Linked DNA regions of Mus musculus: region 1 is linked to region 2. A link is a loop called in an ENCODE intact Hi-C map of the cell type or tissue named here. Cell type or tissue: heart. All regions are shown on one strand. Each heading gives the region's core, and the rest is flanking DNA. Links, peaks and the distances in the headings are about the cores only.

Region 1 (7,136 bases), core at 1,043-6,042, 51 kb before region 2:
GAAGCAATGCCAGTCCTTAGGAGAAGCCCAAAAGATCAAGTGGGATCCCAGACACTGAAGTAAGAAGCTGTAACATTGAAATTGCCTTGGAGACTCAGAGCCATGGGATACATGCTGAGGAAAGCTGCTAACAGAGAGTGGAACCAGCCCAGGAGAAAGCAGTTTGTTGTAGTCAACAAAGATGAAAAAGGAGTGGAGATCTGAAGACTGCTTTGACATCAGCCATGGAGATTGAGAGTTTGGAGTTTGCCCAGCTGTTTTCCTGCCTTGCTTTGGCGATTACAGTTAATTAGTTGGATGAATTTCAAAAGAGACCTTGAACTTTGGACTTTAAAATTGTTGAGACTGCTATAGATTATAAGGACTTTGAAAGTTGGACTAAATGCATTTGCATTATGCTATGTTTAAGTATGGTCCCCATAGACTCATGTTTTTTTAACACATCTATTAGGGCCAGGGAGTGGAATGTGATGATTTGTATATTCTTGGACCAGGGAGTGGCACCATCTGGAGGTGTGGCCTTGATGGAATAGGTGTGACCTGGTTGGAATAGGTGTGTCACGATGGGTGTGGGCTTAAGACTCTCACCCCAGTTGCCTGGAAATCAGTCTTCCACTAGCAGCCTTTGGATGAAGACATAGAACTCTCAACTCTGCCTGCGCCATGACAGCCTGGATGCTGCCATGCTCCCACCTTGATCATAATGGACTGAACCTCTGAACTTAAACGCCAGCCCCAATTAAATGTTGTTTTTTTATAAGACTTGCCTTGGTCATGGTTTCTGTTCACAGCAGTAAAACACTAACTAAGACAATGGGCCAGTCTCTCTGAAATATACAGAAGGTAGTGATTCCCTGCATTGGTTCATGGAACTTCTTAGGTTGCTTTGCCCATGGCTCACTGACTTGTGTTTCACTGGTCTCATATGGAAGGGCAGAGTGTTGCCAACACTGAAAAAGATCACATTCTTGGAATGTAGTGTCTATGGCCTAGAATTCAGGAGAATTTGTACAAGACATATTTTTCTAAAGTTATGTTACAAAATTGTGAACAGTACATTTAACATGACCAGAAAAGAAGTCATTTTTTCTTCACCTTAAGATTAAGATTGTTTGCTGAGACTCAGTGAAGCATAGCGAGAACCACTGGGAGTCAGGCATGGTGCAATTCTGTGATGTAACTGATATTGTGTTCATGGTAAATAGAGCCCAGTGGATCATATTGCTTCAGTCTAAGTAGGTTCCCAATAAACACAGCACAGCTTTGTGGGTAATAGCAGTCACACTACCTCTCACAGAGGGGGGTGTGAAATCAGACAAAAAGGGCACGGTCCTGGAACAGATCAGGAAGTGGCAGTTCCTGGAAACAATGAAGAATCATCAGTGTGTTATGGGGAAAGATACATTGCCTTATTCATTATTTAAGTCTTAATGAATACATACTACACTAGCCATGGACCTGTGTATCTTCTGAATGTTTTTAGAAAAACAAAATGTTTCTCAAGGTAGGAAACATGGTAACATATTTGCCTATAGCTCACATGTTGGAGAAGGATCTCTAGAGCAGTGATTGCACCTTCCTCATGCCATGATCCTTTACCATTCCTCACGTGGTGGTGACCTCCAACCATTAAATTTTCATTGTCATTTCATAACTGTAAATTTGCTACTGTTGTAAACCATAATGCAAACGTTTAATATATGGGATATCTGATATGTGACCCCTGTGAAAGGATTGTTCTACCTCCAAAGGGGTCATGACTCACAGGTTGAAAACCACTGCTCTAGGGCTTCCAGACAGCTAGAAGGAAAGTTTCTCAAAACCCACCTCCAAAGTGACACGCCTACTCCGACAAGGCCACATCTACTCCAACTGGGCCACACCTCCTAATAGTGCAACTCTTGTGAACCATAACAGAAATGTTTGATATGTGGGATATCTGATAAATGACCCCTGTTAAAAGATAATTCTACCTCCAAAGGGGTTGTGATCCACAGATTGAGAACCACTGCTCTAGGGCCAAGGGTGTTATGGGACTTTGCTGACCCAGTTTTCTCCCTTTCCACTATCACTGAACAACCTCATCACCAATAACCTCTTCAGAACAGCAGCAACAATCTTGTTATGCCCCCAGGATCATCACCATAGCGACTCAGGAATCCTCATCATCCCAATTCACACAGACAACACTGCTCTGCATGTTCTCTGGTCTGGTCTTGTGTCATTTACGGTTTCAACTCTCAAACCTGTGTCTTCTGGTCCAGATCTGCTATGATTAGCATAAGTATTCTTGGATACAGGATCCTTCCAGTGTCTGTCTGTGCTGGGAGCTGATCCCGTGCCATGATGCCCAGAACTGATCCTGTACCAAAGCTCTCCATACTTAAAAACCACCAGTAGAGAGCTGTTTTCCAAGGAGTGCCAACACACCTGTCAGCACAGGAGGGACAAGCTATAGTCAGAGACAGCAAGACCAGTCAGAGGGAGTAAGACCAGCTAACACCAGAGATAACCAGATGGGAAGAGGCAAAGGCAAGGACATATAAGCAACAGAAACGAAGGCTACTTGGCATCATCAGAACCCAGTTCTGCCACAATAGCAAGCCCTGGATACCCCAACACACCAGAAAAGCAAGACTCTGATTTAAAATTACAGTTCATAATGATTATAGAGAACTTTAAGAATGTCACAAATAACTCCCTTAGAGAAATACAGGAGAACACAGGTAAACAGGTAGAAGCCCTTAAAGAAGAAACACAAAAATTCCTTAAAGAATTACAGGAAAACTCTATCAAGCAGGTGATGGAATTGAACAAAACCATCCAGGATCTAAAAATGGAAAGAAAACCATAAAGAAATCATAAAGGGAGACAACCCTGGAGATAGAAAACCTAGGAAAGAGATCAAGAGTCATAGATGCAAGCATCACCAACAGAATATAAGAGATAGAAGAAAGAATCTCAGGTGAAAACGATACCATAGAAAACATTGACACAACAGTCAAAGAAAATGCAAAATGCAAAAAGCTCCTAACCTAAAACATCCAGGAAATCCAGGACACAATGAGAAGACCAAACCAAAGGATAATATGTATAGAAGAGAGAGAAGATTCCCAACTTAGAGGGCTAGTAAATATCTTCAACAAAATTATAGAAGAAAACTTCCCTAACCTAAAGAAGGTGATGCCCATAAACATACAAGAAGCCTATGGAATTGCAAATAGGTTAAACCAGAAAACAAATAAATCCCTCCCATCACATAATAGCCAAAATACCAAATGCACAAAACAAAGAAAGAATATCAAAAGTAATAAGGAAAAAGGGTCAAGTAAAATATAAAGGCAAACCTATCAGAATCACACCAGACTTCTCACCAGAGACTATGAAAGCTAGAAGATCCTGGGCAGATCTCATACAGACCCTAAGAGTCTGAGTCTACAGACCCTAAATGCCAGCCCAGGCATGGTACTCTACCTAGCAAAACTCTTAGTTACCATAGATGGAGAAAGCAAGATATTTCATGACAAAAACAAATTTACACAATATCTTTCCACAAATCCAGGCCTACAAAGAATAATATGGAAAACGCCAACACAAAGAGGGAAACTATACCCTAGAAAATGCAAGAAAGTAATCTTCTTTCAACAAACACAAAAGAAGATAGCCACACAAACATAATAATAACATCACAAATAACAGGAAGCAACAATCACTATTCCTTAATATCTCTTAACATCAATGGACTCAACTTCCCAATAAAAAGACATAGGCAAATAGTCTGGATACATAACAGGGCCCAGCATATTGTTGCATACAGGAAACACATGTCAGTGTCAAAGAAAGACTCACAGTAAAGGGCTGGAAAACAAATTTCCAAGCAAATGGTTCCAAGAAACAAGATGGAGAAGCCATTCTAATATCGAATAAAATCAACTTTCAACGTAAAGTTATCAAAAAGGATGAGGAAGGACACTTCCATACTCATCAAAGAAAAAATCTACCAAGATTAATCAATATTCTTCAAATTATTTCACAAAATAGAAAAAGAAGGAACACTACCAAATTTGTTCTATGAAGTCATAGTTAGGCTGATACCAAAACCACATAATGACACAAGAAAGAAAGAGAACTTTCAGACCAATTTCCCTTATGAATATCAATGCAAAAATACTCAAAATTCTCGCAAACCAAATACAAGAACACATAGAAATGATCATTCACCAAAATCAAGTAGACTTCATCCAGAGATGCAGGGATGGTTCAATATACAGAAATCCATCTATGTACACTACATTAAAAAAACTGCATAATCGTTTCACTAGATGCTGCAAATGCATTTGAGAAAATACAGCATAGCTTCATGTTAAAACTTGGAAAGTTCAGGAATTCAAGGCCCATACCTAAACATAATAAAAGCAATATACAGCAAACCAGTAGCCAACATCAAACTAAATGGGGAGAAACTTGAAGCAATCCCACAAAAGTCAGAGACTATACAAGGCTGCCCACTTTTTCTCTACCTATTCAATTTAGTACTTGAAGTTCTAGCTAGAGCAATTAGACAAAAAAGGAGGTCAAATGAATATAAATTGGAAAGGAAGAAGTCAAAATATCACTATTTACAGATGATAGTATATATAAGTGATCCCCAAAACTCCACCAGAGAACTCCGACAGCTGATAAACAACTTCAGCAAAGTAGCTGGATATAAAATTAACTCAAACAAATCAGTAGCCTTCCTCTACTCAAAGGATAAATAGACTGAAAAAGAAATTAGGGAAATGACACCCTTCACAATCGTCCCAAACAATATAAAATATCTTGGTGTGACTCTAACCAAGCAAGTGAAAAATTTGTATGATAAGAACTTCAAGTCTCTGAAGAAAGAAATCAAAGAAGACCTCAGAAAATGGAAAGATCTCCCATGCTCTTGATTGGCAGGATTAATACAGTAAAAATGGCCATCGTGATGAAAGCAATCTATAGATTCAATGCATTTCCCATCAAAATTCCAACTCAATTTTTCAATGACTTAGAAAGAGCAATTCTCAAATTCATTTAAAAATAACAAAAAAACAAGGATAGCGAAAACTATTCTCAACAATAAAAGAACTTCTGGGGGAATCACCATCCCTGACCTCAAGATGTACTACAGAACAATAGTGATAAAACTGGCATGGTATTGGTACAATGACAGGCAGGTACATTGATGGAATAAAATTGAAGACCTAGAAATGAACCCACACACTTATGGTCACTTGATTTTTGACAAAGGAGATAAAACCATCCAGTGGGGGGGGGGGGGGGCAAAGACAGCATTTTCGACAAATGATGCTGGTTCAACTGGCAGTTAGCATGTAGAAGAATGCAAATTGATCCATTCTTATCTCCCGGTACAAAGCTCAAGTCCATGTGGATCAAGGACCTCCACATAAAACTGATACACTGAAACTAATAGAAAAGAAAGTGAGGAAGAGCCTTGAGCACATGGGCACAGGGGAAAGTTTCCTGAACAGTACACCAATGGCTTGTACTATAAGATCAAGAATTAACAAATGGGACCTCATAAAATTTCAAAGCTTCCTTCTATAAGGCAAAGGACGCTGTCAATAAGACAAAAAGGCCACCAACAGATTGGGAAAAGATCTTTACCAATTCTACATCTGATGAGGGCTAATATCCAGTATACAAAGAACTTAAGAAGAACCAAGTAACCCTATTAAAAAATGGGCTACAGAGCTAAACAGAGAATTCTCAACTGAGAAAATTTGAGTGGCCGAGAAGCACATAAAGTAATGTTTAACATCTTTAGTCATCAGGGAAATGCAAATCAAGACAACCCTGAGATTCTACCTCACACCAGTCAGAATGGCTAAGATAAAAAACTCAGGTGACAGCAGATGCTGGCGAGGATGTTGAGAAAGAGAAACATTCCTCCATTGCTGGTGGGATGGCAAGCTGGTACAACCACTCTAGATATCAGTCTGGTGGTTCCTCAGAAAATTGGACATAGTACTACCTGAGAACCCAGCAATAGCACTCCTGGGCATATACCCAGAAGATGTTCCAACATGTAATAAGGACACATGCTCCACTATGTTCATAGCAGCCTTATTTATAATAGCCAGGAGCTGGAAAGAACCCAGATGTCCCTCAACAGAGGAATGGATACAGAAACTGTGGTACATTTACACAATGGAGTACTACTCAGCTATTAAAAACAATGAATTCATGAAATTCAAAGGCAAATGGAGAGAACTAGAAAATATCACTCTGAGTGAGGTAGCCCAATCACAAAAGAACACACTCACTGATAAGTGGATATAAGGCAATAAGCTTGGAATACCCAAGATTCAACTCACAGACCATATGTAATGCAGAAGAAGGAAGACCAAACTGTAGATGCTTCAGTGCTTCTTATGAGGGGGAACAAAATACTCACAAGAGGAAATACGAAGACAACATATGGAACAGAGACCGAGAGAAAAACCATCCAGAGACTTTCCCACCTGGGGATCCATCCTATATACCAAACCTATATACTATATACCAAACCTAGATACTATTGTGGATGCAGGGAAGTGCTTTCTGACAGAAGCCTAATATGGCTGTCTCCTGAAAGGCTCTTCCATAGCCTGACAAATACAGAGGCAGATGCTTGCAGCCAACCGTTGGACTGGGAGTAGGGTCCCCGATGGAGGAGTTGGAGAAAGGACTGAAGGAGCTGAGGGGTTTACAGCCCCATGAAGGGAGCAACAGTGTAAACTGGCCAGACCCCCTGGAGCTCCCAGGGACTGGATCACCAAACAAAGAGTACACATGGAGGGACCCATGGCTCTGTCCTCATATGTCACAGGGGATGGCCTTGTTGTACATCAGTGGGAGGAGAGGCCCTTGGGCCTGAGATTGTTCAATGCCCTTGTGTAGGGGAATGCCAGGGCAGGAAGATGGGAGTGGGTAGGTGGGTGGGGAGCACCCTCATAGAAGCAGGGGGATGGGGATGGGATAGGGTGTTTCTGAAGGGGAGATCTGGACAGAGGAAAGCATTTGAAATGTAAAGAAAATATCCAAGAAAAAAAATTAAAGAAGCATAAGTATTCTTCAGAGGCCCATGTACAGAAAATGATTGGTTCCCA
Region 2 (8,110 bases), core at 1,441-6,440:
GTGTTTTCTTTAATTTTTCATATGACTGGGTGACTTCCTAAGAAGTACCCGCAATGAGATACTACTGTCAGGAAATGTTGACAGCTACTGTGTATCTGAAAAAGTCTTGACTTTGTCTGCAGTATCAAATTTATTTTGCAAAACAGAAATTTAACTTATTGTGGTATTTTCTTTTGATACTTTAAAAATATGTCCCTGCCATCTTCTCTTTTGCATTATCTCCAGTAAGAAGTCTGATGTCTTTCTTCTGTAAACTTTTGATCTGGATGCTTTTATTTTTTCTCTTTATCACTAGATTTAGAAGTTTGATTTTTTTTGAAGTTCGTTGATGCAGGTTTATTCTTATTTCTGACCGACAACCATGGAGTATCCTGCATCTATGGGTTTATTTGATTTTTATCAAAAATTGAAAATACAAAAACTCATTTCCTTAAATACTCTTGTATCCTGTATACTTAGATAATTTGGAGCTTCAAATCTGTTTTTCCATCCCGCCAGGATGTGTGCCACTGCTTATTGTTTGGTCTCTTTGTTTTATTTGGATAATTTAGATAAGTATCTTCAAACTACCCTCTTCTTCTGTAGTAGTTCATCTGTTTTTAATCCTACCAGGCCACTTATCTTGTACATTGATTGACATTACCTCTCTTTAGCCACATTTGTGTGTCTTTGTGGTCTGCTCGTCTGTATCAAACCTGTGAGACTTTCCTCTAGTTCCTTACTCTCATACTAGACAGGCAAAGTGATGGTTTTAATATCCCTCTGTCATTATAGGTTGCTTCCTATCCAGTTATAGTTTTCATTGTTCTCCCAAAACAGAAGGCTTCTTTTTCTATTTTATGTGTCTACTTTGGCTGAGGGGAAAGAGAGAGAGAGAGAGAGAGAGAGAGAGAGAGAGAGAGAGAGAGAGAGAGAAGGAAGGAAGGAAGGAAGGAAGGAAGGAAGGAAGGAAGGAAGGAAAGAAGGAAAACCTGTGTATCTCTGGCCAGCCAGATACCCACTATGAACACATAGAGATCCACCTGTGCCTTCCTCACAAGTGTTGAGGTTAAAGGTATATGCCACTATGCCAGGGGTGTGGTTGAAACAGCCCTAAATGACTTATGTTCCTTTATAATTCCCTGGCCTTGATAAGAGGCTACCATTTTCATAATTATAATCCATTAGGTGTCTGTAGGGAAAATGAAATTAGAGTCCCATATTAATTGAATTACTCAAGAGAGGAAATTACCCTTGGTGAGAGGATGTAGTCATGTGATCTTTTGAACTTTGGAGGTTAGTTGGTGTGGACAGGGAAGTCAGAGGAATCTGTTTCTGAATGTCTCAAAAAAGACAAGGAACTGAGTCCTTCCAAAAATCACATGACCTTCTAAAGGACCCTAAAGATCATATGGGACCACAACCCCAACTAACACCAAAAATCACATGACCTTCTAAAGGACCCTAAAGATCATATGGGATCACAACCCCAACTAACACCTTGATCTTATATCTACCCTGTAAGATCCTTAGAAGGAAAGAAAACTCACCCTTGTTTGGACTTTGGCCTACAGAACTATGGAATGATAATACCTATTCCTTTAAGCCACTATCTTAGACAGTTTGGGCTTCTGTAACAAAGTATCAGGGATTTGGGTGGGTCATAAGCTACACAAACTGATCTTTCCCCTAAGATCAGAAAGTCTTCATGGGTAAGATTTTGTGATGCTATCTTCTCACAATTTCCAATTATATTTGCACACAGTGGAATGGGAATGACAGAGTTCTGGGGTCCCTTTTATACAGGTATTAAATATTTTCGCAATCCAATTACCTACCAAAGATTCCTATGATGCTTAATATTGTCAACTGGACAGGATCCAGAATCACCCAGGAGCTACTACATCTCTGTGAGTGTCTGGGTGGCTCTTTCTAGACTGGGCTAATTGAGGTGAGAAGAACCACCCAACATGCAGGTGGCACTATTCCGTAAACTGAGGTCCTGTGCTGAATAACAAGGAGAAAGCAGCAGCTTTTGTTTCTCTGTAGATACAGTATGACCAGCTGCCTCATGGTCCTGCCACTAAGACACCATGACTTCTTTGTCATTGTGGGTTATAGCTTCAAACTGTGAGCCAAAACAAAACAAAACAAAACAATTCCTTAGGTTGCTTTAATCAGGTATTTTTCATACCAATGATGAAGTATTACAGTTCTACTTCCAAACACCATGACACTGAGGTTAGGATTTCAATATACAAGTTTTAAAGAAAAAAACCACCCAGTCCATACTAGCATAATTAAGCCACAACAGAAAGTGAATTCTCCTGGTAATAGTTTATTATAGGCCACATCTTGTCAACTGTCTTGTTTACATTCCTGAAAGTACTATTTTGCCCTTAGCATAGTTGAGTTCTTAGTGACAGTTTAATCCTTATTGATTGCTTGTAAGCTTTCTTAGGTAAAACCAGTGTAGTTTTTAGCCTAGGATGATGTTTTACCCATGACTACTGAGACAAGTATCTCCTGAATATATTATACTGTTCTCCAAAAGTAACGGAGCTTTCCACTCTGGCTGTTAGGAAGAGAGGTTTTTTTTTTTTTTTTCAGGCCGATTATGAGCTGTATACATTGAGTCCTGTGGTTGTCTCGCTAGTACTTTGCCCATCTTTTTAAAATTCCCTCCACCATGTGTACTTGCTGGTGCTCAATTAAAGACTCTACAAAGCTTTGTTGTGAGCAGAGTTCTCTCCTGTACGGCTCTTTCCTTCATGATACCTGTCTTGAAAGTCCCAGACTCTTCATTCTCTCAACTCTCTCAGCTTTGAGTCCTCAATTCAGACAGGCAGTAGGGGTCTGCCTGAAAACTCTCTAGGCAGTAGTAAGCTTGGGCAAGTGTACAGCTTACCTCATTCATTGCCATGCCCTTTATACTTGACCCTTGATATGAACCTGATATTCCTGTTCTTGACTTTCAGTTGTTTAAAAGAAGAGGATAAAGTAGGACTATGTTAATCCATATTGCCAAAACTGACAGTATTTCTTTGCATTATATTTTAGTCATTGCTCTATGGATGCATTATAAATCCTTAGTTTTTCAGTCTGCATGCATACATTTAATATTGTGTCACTCACATAAAATACAGAAACCTGAAGCCATCTGTTATGAACATTACCACCCCATTATTTCCATCATTATTATGTGTGTACTCCGTCTGCCTTTGTTATGTCATACAAGTATTACTATTAGTTTAGAGTCATTATTCACATAAAAGAATTAAGAGGTGATATCAAAGAAAAATATTCATTTGTACTGGCTTTTTAAAATGTTATTTATTCTTTTATGAGGCTATGACCATTGTCTAGTACCCCTTGTCTCCAGAGTGAGGAATACTTTCAGTCTTTTTCACCTGAAACATCTTTAGTTTTCTTCATCCTTAAAGGACATCTTCTCTTCACATAGAATCTGGGTTGATAGATTCCCTCATCGCTTTAAGGATTTTTTTAAAAACTTCTTGATGATTTTGTTTTGAGACAGTCACATGTCCTTATATAGCTAGGAATATGGCAGGCAAGGTTGGCCAGTTATAACCCATGTATCAAATCCCATCCAAGCCCTGTGCCATGCTACCAATCCACTGGCTGGGCTCCTTTTACTCCACCTGGTTAGAAACAGTGAGAGGCAGGGAAGAGCTCTTCAGTGCTAACAGCTTTCATTTCCCTCTGCATTTGATAACAGCAAGTAGAGGCAGCAGACAGGTTGGGGGCAGCAGCAGGTGACCTGTCTAGTGTTACAGGTCTAGTACAGGTCTTGGCTGCTAAAACTCTTAGCCCTCCAAGCATGACAGCTCTTGCTTAGCTCTGTATATAAGCATCTTTAGCTCTACAAATGTAATAACTCCTATGTAGATCTAGGTGGAGGATCCTCAGCCCTTGATAATAACTGGAAATACAGCTTCGAGGCTTAGGTACCCAGGCTTCCTCAGCCTTTGGCAGCGTCTGCTATTACAGCTTGCTGCAGTTGCCATCACAACTAGCACCACTGCCATGCTTCTCACTGCTGTCGAGGCTCCTGCTGTCCACTGACCGTCTTGCAGCTCCACCTCTCCATCAGCTATCCATGCAGCCTGACACCATAGAGCCTTTGAAGCTTTGCCTACTGACCACCTTTACCAAGTATCAAGGCCACTAGCTATTTCCATAGCTCTGCCTTGTTGACCTGCTGGTTGCCAAAGTCATACAGTTTCCATGGCTTCAGCCCTGAAACTATTCAAGCAGCCCGTGGTTCCCGTGATTCTCCCCCTTCACCTCCTTTGCTGCCATTAAAGCAGTTGGTTGGTTTCTCTCTGCCACTATCTTCCTGTCAACACCAACTCTGCAGCTGCTACTTGGCTGTCTCTGCTGGACCTGCTACTTTCTTCATGTTATCACCTCAGCCTGCTCTACTAAACGTAGGCCAGGGAAGACCACTCAAGAGAAGGTCTTTAGGGACTGGTTTGGAAAGGAAAGGGATCCACAGAAGTGGGAAGGAGACAAGAGGGGGTAATGGGGGGTAGCTATGATTTTTTTGAAAAGTGAATTATATGCATACATGAAAATACCCCAGTGGAACCCATATATGTATATATACTTTAATCTACACTAATAAAAACATTTTTAAGAGGGTACTTGAAAGCCTTTGCACTTTTTATTTACATATCTTGTTTCAATATCACGCCCAGTTCTATGACTTTAGACTGAGCCCAGTAGGCAGCGTACAGAGCTCCTACCATCCACACCAAGTGAGAACAGATGCACACCCCCTGGCAGAGCTGCATAGCGTTACATTTTCTTTTTTTTTTTTTTTTTTTTTTTTTTTTTTTTTTTTTTTTGATCTGGACATTCAGTTGATACATTTTTTTTAACATAACATTTTTTTAATTAGGTATTTTCCTCATTTACATTTTCAATGCTATCCCAAAGGTCCCCCATACCCACCCCCCCAATCCTCTACCCACCCACCCCCCCTTTTTGGCCCTGGCGTTCCCCTGTACTGGGGCATATAAAGTTTGCGTGTCCAATGGGCCTCTCTTTGCAGTGATGGCCGACTAGGCCATCTTTTGATACATATGCAGCTAAAGACAAGAGCTCCGGGGTACTGGTTAGTTCATATTGTTGTTCCACCTATAGGGTTGCAGTTCCCTATAGCTCCTTGGGTAATTTCTCTAGCTCCTCCATTAGGGGCCGTGTGACCCATCCAATAGCTGACTGTGATCATCCACTTCTGTGTTTGCTAGGCCCCGGCATAGTCTCACAAGAGAGAGCTAAAACATTTTTTAAAAGGAGCCATAACACTTATGTAGCCAAATACCCCACCCTGTACCTACACCTATATAAGAACTCTAACATTTGTACCTATTGAGACCCTATAGCTATTGGGTCTAATTTCATAACACCAGGGGAGGGGAGCATGAGAGTATTTCCCAGCCCTGTTCATCAAGTAAGCTGAATTGTATGCTTACATAGTCAAGGAAAGGTTTTTTTTTTCTTTTGTACCAATCACAGCGTAGCACTTATAACAGATCTCAGAGCAGGGAAGCACATCCCTGGTGGCAATGAGTAGGGGGATAGTTTCACATATCCTGGTGTAGGTAAGCACAATAGTGAGTGATTCAATTTGTCTGAAGTATGGGTGATATGTAGGAGGAGAGGGAAGGACTGTTATTTTTGATAGGACAATTTGAAGTATGAATGCCAGCTAGGCATCTAATGCTAGGATAAAACCGTTGGATTTTATTCGACTAAGAGGTGACTGTAAATGTTTTCTGAGCAGTCAGGTGACAGAAGTAAATAATGAGACATGACTACTATAATGGCCTTCCTTTAATATGCACCTTGCAAGTTTCCTGCAAAGGAAAATGCAGGATGTCTGGTAGGATGTGTATTTGAACTGACTACAAGCAGCTTTTATACCTATGGGTTCTACATCCATAGACCCAACCAAGTATGAATCAGAAATATTGAGGAAAAGATTGTGTCTGCCTGAATATATACAAGACATTTCATGAGAACTATTTATATAGTATTTGCATTTTAGGTATTATAAGTAATTACAAGATGATTCAAGATATTTCAGAAGGTGTAGGTAGGCTATATGCAAACACTATAGCATTTCATGTAAGGGATTTCGAGGCTATTGAGTTCAAGGCCAGTGTGACCTATGTAGCAAGACCCTGTTTCAAAACAGAAAGTAGAAATCATAAAGTAAAGAGCTAAGGATCTGTGGGCAGGCAATGAGTCTTAACAAATTATAAAGAAAAAGGAGGAATATGTAGCTAACTTGTCCCTAATTTCCAGTGATGACCTCTGAAGACCTGCCACGCTCCACCCTCAGACAAAACATTTATCTATCTGAGGTCACAACCTGACCCCATTGGGAAATGCAATAATTTTCCAGACCCAGCCACAGTCATGTGAGAGCATTAGGTCTATAAAGATGTAAGTAAAGGAGGTGTTACTATAGTGACTACCCAGCCCATGCTCCCTTGGGAGTGTATTCAGGAAGCTATTTCCAATATATAAGTAATTATTTAAATGAATTAAGAAATTTAACTGTTTACAGAAAGCAATATGAGAAATTAAAAGTCATAGGTTTTAAATAGTCTGCCTTAGCCATTCAATGACCAAGAAAAAAGAATCAATATAAGAAAATGAGGAGTTGGAGAGATGACTCGGTGGCTTAAAACACCTACTGCCCTCACACAGGACTGGGTTTGGGTGCTCAGCATCCCCACATGGAGTTTCACAGTCTTCTGTAACTACAGTCCCAAGAGAATCTTCTCACAACCTCCTGTAAGTACCATTCTAATGCCCTCTTCTGGCCTGTCAGTCTCCTGCACACATGTGGTACATATAAACTCATACAAGCACACAGATGTAAATAATATAGATTCAGGGCCATAAAGGTGCCATCTACTCTTGTAAAGGACTCAGGTTGATTCCCAACACCTATGCTGGGTGACTCACAGCTCTCTGTAACTCCGGCTCCAGGGAATCCAGTGCATCTGGCCTCTGCAGACATCTGCACTCATGTGCACATATATAGGCAAACACTTGTACACGTGATTAAATAAAATAAATATCTTAGTTCTAATAAATCTTTTTAAAAAGGACTTTGTTACCTTTCTAGCAAGGAATTTTGGAGATAGTCTCATATTAAACTTAATTCCAATAGCGTTTGCATTGACAGGCTATCATCAACTCTCAAGCTCTCTATAAATATTTTTTCTTATAAATAGAAATTACTTCCATCACCAGACTGAAGGCACCAAATGCAGCTGATTGCTTTATACCACAAGACTGGTTCATTCAACACCTACCATCTACTGCTGTGACCTAATTCCTCTGTCTCTCAGAGGAATTAGGCTCAGAGATACAGGAGATGATTCTATCAGCTGATGCTCTACACACATAACTGCAAACAAAGTCTGCCCCTCCTACTTTATAGCCATCTATTTTAAACTTACTAATCAGGCCTCCCATCAGCTATACAGCAATGTAAGAGACACATACAGACGCACGGTATCAATCATTGTTGTCTGACCTGGACCAATACCTCACCACATTATTCAATACATACATAAAATTTGGAAAAAAAATCACTGTAACCAGGCTGTCTCTGTTCCGTAGGCTGCAAAATAAAGGGATTTGTCCTGATATTTCTGGCTCTTGGTATAGAAGGTTCCCTCTGTTATGGATCCCTAGAGGAGGACAAGGAGGGGCAGGGCAGGGACTCCTTGCTGAATTTTGATGTGAGTCTTCCAGGCACACTTGGCAGGATCTCGCTGCTGAGTGTACAAAGTTGAACACACAGACATCAGAAGACTTCCCTTCGGATGCTGCGGAGGGTTGGCTTTCTCAATAGAATGGAAGATATTTAGAGAAAACAAACCAAACTGAAGTTCTCGATCATTTCTTGCCATATATAAGTATTGAACATTTATGAAAGAAAATTTCCAGGAAAAATATGTAAGTCGTAAATATGGATCAGAGTTGCCTCTTTAAAAAAGTACAAACTTCTAACTAGTCAAAAGAACAAAGGCTGTGGGGAACCACACTAGATCTGCAGATCCTACCAGCATGAGTTACCTGA

The links. A loop is a pair of places that touch in the nucleus more often than their neighbours do. Peaks named below come from ENCODE experiments on the same cell type or tissue, not always from the same donor. Only the 100,000 strongest peaks of a DNase experiment are listed, where the experiment ranks them.
Region 1: a loop joins it to region 2, with 2.1 times the contacts of the local background. A loop is called at or near these places in 2 of 42 quality-filtered maps.

The regions. Positions count from the first base shown.
Region 1 is chr12:32,734,167-32,741,302 of GRCm38, forward strand. The region is part of intron 1 of Gm40376 (predicted gene, 40376); the gene reads left to right. Among named protein-coding and RNA genes, the nearest start is that of Gm40376, 13 kb to the left of the region's middle. In heart, for the core only: no CTCF peak of the experiment used is centred there; no DNase peak of the experiment used is centred there.
Region 2 is chr12:32,784,951-32,793,060 of GRCm38, forward strand. No RefSeq gene overlaps it. Among named protein-coding and RNA genes, the nearest start is that of Nampt, 31 kb to the right of the region's middle. In heart, for the core only: no CTCF peak of the experiment used is centred there; a DNase peak (open chromatin) is centred at 4,341; H3K27me3 peaks cover 293 bases.